Regions from separate parts of the Homo sapiens genome. Here region 1 is linked to region 2. Evidence: read pairs that join two places in POLR2A ChIA-PET (ENCODE). Cell type or tissue: PC-9. All regions are shown on one strand. Each heading gives the region's core, and the rest is flanking DNA. Links, peaks and the distances in the headings are about the cores only. Region 1 overlaps UBASH3B (ubiquitin associated and SH3 domain containing B). Region 2 has its middle 23 kb from the start of SNORD14E.

What was found. ChIA-PET counts read pairs that join two places held together with the same protein. Peaks named below come from ENCODE experiments on the same cell type or tissue, not always from the same donor. Only the 100,000 strongest peaks of a DNase experiment are listed, where the experiment ranks them.
Region 1: POLR2A ChIA-PET joins it to region 2 with 11 read pairs; 6 of 35 experiments call an interaction of 5 or more read pairs at or near these places.

The regions. Positions count from the first base shown.
Region 1 is chr11:122,807,793-122,810,597 of GRCh38, reverse strand. UBASH3B (ubiquitin associated and SH3 domain containing B) reads right to left here. Exons shown (of 14, transcript NM_032873.5): 13 at 2,422-2,531; 14 at 1-849. The coding sequence ends at 712. Among named protein-coding and RNA genes, the nearest start is that of CRTAM, 29 kb to the left of the region's middle. In PC-9, for the core only: no CTCF peak of the experiment used is centred there; no DNase peak of the experiment used is centred there; H3K27ac peaks cover 973 bases.
Region 2 is chr11:123,033,612-123,036,416 of GRCh38, reverse strand. It overlaps the pseudogene RPL34P23. Among named protein-coding and RNA genes, the nearest start is that of SNORD14E, 23 kb to the left of the region's middle. In PC-9, for the core only: no CTCF peak of the experiment used is centred there; no DNase peak of the experiment used is centred there.

The DNA of each region.
Region 1 (2,805 bases), core at 108-2,607, 230 kb after region 2:
AGTGCTTTGGAGAGCAAAAGTGCTTTGTCTCCCCATTTCACAGAAGCAAGGAGGGGGGATAGGGCTGTAGCAAGAAGGGCCAGCTGCTCTAGAGAAAATGTGGCAGTACCAGGGTAAATGTTAGCATCCTTAAGCGGGTATCTTCAGCCAGCAACACTGGTGTATGGGGGCTAGTGACGGTAGGATTTCATGTGTAACCTAAGAACAACTCTCTTCAGGGCATGTTTTCTAATAATCTTAAAAGGATTCCTCAGCTTGGCTCTACCTAACTGGAAAATGGAGATAAAAAAAAAAAAATTCCATCCCCAAGCTGTCCTTTCAATGCTCCCCCAGCTGGTCTGGGCACACTCCTTCCTCTTGCACCCCTTAGAGCGGGCCAGCAGCTCCCTCTGGGAGAAATGAGGCCCCTTAGCTGTGCATACCCAGAGGGAACGAAACATTCTCTTCTGTAGCAGGTGCCCCGATTTAGGAAGACAATTCTCCAAAGCCTTGTGAGCTAGGCAAGAGTCCAGAGAGAACACATTTTTTTCCTCTGAATCAAGTCTTTCTCTCATTTACACAGTCTCATCTTAAGAACTTTAAGTGTGAAAGGAAATATGCTAAATTATTCTGAGCTGTCCACTTAGAGTGTGGTGTGGATTTTCCCACTGTTTTTAAACACACAGAAAGACACACTCCAAAAGGCCTTTCCTTCTTGTTCACTGGTGTGGTTTATTCTTGAAGCAAGGTCTCTCTCCAGTTGAAGCCCCCAGTTGGTCCATGGGTAAGAGGAAGGATTGGTGGATCTGTCAGCTGCCATATTCCAGTTTCTCCTAATTCTTCACAGGAACAAAATCCCAGATATGGGATCTGAAGTAAGAGTCGTAAAGAAAGGGGATATTAGGAGATAGGTTTAATGCTTTAACTTTTACCTAAATACAAAGATATTCATGTGGCCCTAGAGAATTGCAGTCAGAAATGGATAGTGGCTTTGTAGAAATGCATTCCCTTCAAAAATCGATAAATAAAATAAAATGGGTAAAACTGGTAACTTAGAAGAGTATTTACATTGCAAGAGGATTCATCAGAAGGATCCATTAAATGGTGACCTCCCCTAAAGTAATTAAGTCATTGTTCATAGATTGCTGCTTAATTGGGTGGCAGAAAAAGAGGACCAAAATACATAAGGCTACAATGCCAGGAGTTAATTCCCAATTGCAAGTCCAGGTAAAAAGGCAGCTCAAGGCCGGGCACAGTGGCTCACGCCTGTAATCCCAGTACTTTGGGAGGCCGAGGCGGGCGGGTCACTTGAGGTCAAGAGTTCGAGACCAGCCTGGCCAACATGGCAAACCTCATCTATACTAAAAATACAAAAAATTAGCTGGGCGTGGTGGCATGTGCCTGTAATCCCAGCTACGTGGGAGGCTGAATCAGGAGAATCGCTTGAATCCAGGAGGCAGAGGTTAAAGTGAACCGAGATTACGCCACTGTGCTCTAGCCTGGGTGACAGAGCAAGGCTCTGTCTCAAAAAAAAAAGAAAAAAGAAAAGAAAAAGTCAGCTCAAACATTTCTGAAATTATACTTGGACCCAATGGAAAATATTTTTCAATTTGAAAAAATTTGTTTCACCCGTTTTTTTTTTCTCCTTACGAGTCTCTGCAACATTCAAAGCTGAAGCTGTGCTCTCCCTCACTTCAGTTGTCACAGCAATTTTAAAACTTATTTTTGTCTGTGTCCAGAGCTGCATTTACAAACAAGACAAAATTCTCTGTCTTCCAGCACTTACAAATGAGGACAGATGCATAAATAAACTTTTCAAAAATGTGAAAAAAGATTGCAATTGAGTTTGAACCAGGTTCTCTGGCGGCAGAGAAAGGAAGTATGTAATTTGCCTGAAGGGAAGTGTGTGGGAGGCAGCTGACCAGAAAACCTCTCCCACAGGCACAGAAAGGAAGACTCCAGATGTGTGGGTCAGCCTCATGGGTTTTCTGTCTTGCTGTCTTGTTCCTGGCTTTGCCTTTTAGCCTCCTCATTTGAAACTGCTGCATGCCTCGGCCTACCTTCAAGGACCTGTGTTTGAGTTAAGCTTTCAGATGCTGTCTTTTGGACTGACCTCTATTGATCCAACCCAAGTTCCCTCAGGGAAATTCAGAGAAGGTCCCTCAGGGAAATCCAGACAATTTGCTTATAATTCCTAGCTGCTTCCTACATTTTAGCTCTTAGAAGCTAGAACTAGCTCTCATACATTGTTTTTCTAACACAAGGCTTAATAAAGTGCCCTGCACAGAGTATCACTCAATACATCTTGGTTGAGTGAAGCAATAAATGAATATTCCCAGCTCAGCATAAACACATGCTTCAAAGAACTTGGTAATCAGCCAGTCACTGTACTGACTTCAAACTACTAGCCATCACGGACCCCAAAGTACGAGAATGAATTACCTTTCGGACCATTTGTACGAAGTCCTTGGAGTTCTGAGGTGACAGGCCCTGAAGTTGGCAGGTACACGCTTCAAGGGAAGATGCGTGGGCCACAATCAGGATGTTATTTCCTGGGGGAAAATGGCAAGGTATGGGAAGACTGTTTCTATAAAGACATGGAAACTTTGCAAATACTGGAAGCTAACTAAATGCTCTGCAGGGGAGCAAACACACTCAAGAAGACAATTTGCCTAAGCAATATTTTGAAAGTGCTTTGTTACTGATAAGGCAGCTTAATCTTTTTAAAGAAAACATTTATCTTAAAATAGTTACAGATTTATGGGGCCGGGTGTGGTGGCTCATCCCTGTAATCCCAGTAATTTTGAGAGAACGAGGAGGGAGGAC
Region 2 (2,805 bases), core at 41-2,540:
CCAAGTAGCTGGGATTACAGGTGCGCACCACCATGCCAGGCTAATTTTTGTATTTTTGGTAGAGACGGGGTTTCATCATGTTGGCCAGGCTGGTCTCGATCTCCTGACCTCAGGTGATCCACCCGGCTTGGCCTCCCAAAGTGCTGAGATTGCAGGCATGAGCCACCACACCCGGCTGTAAGCTTCATTTTTTTATTTAGCTTTCTGACTGTGCTTGTGCCTTCAACACTTTCGCAATGGTTTTCTGCCGCTCGATAAGGAAATCACTCTTGATCCTGTCATGAACACACCTAGAACACACACAACCACCGGAGGCCCTGCTGACATGTTTTTTGTTTGGGGGCAATCTCATAGGAACTTTAGGTCTCACAGCACAAACTTCAAAATGAAGTCTTCCTGGACACATGCCCACATGCGGATTTTGGTGCTTTCCCAACCTTCCTGGTATAAAGGTAAACAATTCTATTACCAGGTATTCGGGACAGCCTAGTTTTGTTAGAGACTGAATTGTAGGAAAGCCTACGGCAGTATGTCAAATGCTGGACCATTCCGAGTGCCTCTAGACCACGTCCCCGGAAGAGCAAACATACTGATTTCAAGTCCTTAGGGTATATACCCAGATGTGGGATTTCTGGATCATATGGCAATTTTATTTTTAGGTTTTTTTTGAGGAAACTTCATACAATTTTCCATAATGGCTGTACTAGTTTACATTCCCACCAAGAGTGGAGAGGGGTTCCCATTAAAAAATGGGCAAAGGAGCTTGAATAGACATTTCTCAAAAGAAAACAGGACAGGTGCAGTGGCTCACGCCTGTAATCCCAGCACTTTGGTAGGGCGAGGCAGGTGGATCACCTGAGGTCAGCAGTTTGAGACCAGCCTGGCCAACATAGTGAAACCCCGTCTCTACTAAAAATCCAAAAAATTAGCTGGACATGGTGGCGCACACCTGTAATCCCAGCTACTTGGGAGGCTGAGGCAGGAGAATCACTTGAACCCAGGAGGCAGAGGTTGCAGTGAGCCGGGATGGCGCCACTGCACTCCAGCCTGGGTGACAGAGCGAGACTCCATTTCAAACAAACAAATACAAACACCAACTAATAGATGAGAAAATATTCAACATCACTAATCATTAGGAGAATAAAAATTAAAACCACAATGAGTTCTTACCTCAAACATGTCAGAATGGCAGTATCAAAAAGATGAAAGATAATATACACGTTGACAAGGATGTGGAGAAATGGGCTAGGGTTTTGAAGATTGAGATCAGAAATAGCAGACTCCTTGGGATGCAGTGTGGAGGTAACAGGAGGTATCAGCTTGGGTGACCCTCAGGACCTCTGTCTGTGCTAAGTGACTCAGCCCCTCACTTTTCTGCCATAGCTGGTTGGTTCAGAAGTAGACTCTTAACCTAAAGTTGGCAATCTTGCAGCCAAGAGGCCAGGGCACCAGACTTAGGAGCAGTTATGTTAATGACAAATTCAGAGAGACTTTGCACAATTCCTGATGCTGAAAGCCCCGGAGGTGGTTATCTACTGCTGTGTGACAAACTACCCCAAAATGTGGTGGCTTGAAACCACAACTTATTGCTTGTGATTCTGTGAGTTGGTTGGGCAGTTCTTCCTCTGGCCTGTTGTGGGCAAACTCATGTAGATACATTCATGCGGTGTTGACTGTAAGCTGAGCTTAGCCGGGAGCCTGGCGTAGCTTTCTTTCCACGTGGTCTTGCATCCTACTGGAGTCTAGACCAGACTTTTTCACACGGCAAAGGCAGTGTTCCAGGAAGGAGAAGATATGGCCTTTCTGGGATGCTGTGGCCCATGTCTTCTCCAGCATATTCTATCATTGAAAACATTTCATAAGGCTGGTCCAGATTCAAGGGGTCTACTTTTTGATGGAAGGAGCTGCCAATCATTGTTACCAGTGACAATCATTGTTTATAGATGGACTGTGGCTGATTAAAAGCAGATAAAAATTATTTGTGGCCTTTCCTATTAAAAGGTGAAGTACGAACACTTGAATCTGGGATGTCCTGATGGTGTTCTTTGGCCAGCAAAGCGTGGTGAGAGCGACGCTGTACGGCTGCCAGGATGGGCCTTGCAGTTCCACTCCTACTCTCTTGGACCATTGTCCACGGTGTGATGGGGAAAAGCCCAGTTTAACCTCCTGGAGGATGAAAGACCACGTGGAGAGAATGGCCCCATCTTCACAGCTTTCCCAGCTGAGTCCTGCCCCAGTCTCTCCACCAGCTGGATGTTGTCACCTGAGTGAGTTTAGAAGAAACCAACGGAAGAACTTCTAGCCAGTCCCTCCACACAATTCTGAGAAACAGGACACTGCTGCTGTATTAATCAGCTGTGTTTTGTGATGCTGGAATAGCTGATTAAAACAGCTCGCAGGGCCCTCCCGCGGCGGGTGATGGTTTGGCACTTCCTTTGATTCTCTGGCTACGCTCCTAACAGGTTGTTTTTCCTAACGAGTCATTTTTTTCCCCTCAAGTCAACGAGTACCTATTTCTGTTGCTTGTAGCTAAGACCATCTAAGAGAGCCCCAAGCCAAAGGAAGAAACTCAGGGTGTTCTGGACCCCTTGGTCCGGCACCCTCCCCATGTGGAGAGTCTCTTTCCAAAAAACAAAAACAAAAACAAAAAGTTAAGTTTTACCACATCATCTCTTTTTATTTGCCAAGATCTTTACTTAACATTTTAAAATTTATCCTTTATGTCTTTTTTCTTACATTGAAAATCTTGGTTCCTGACATTGTTACTACTTACTGCATTAGTCTACAATATGTAAAATAGTTTTG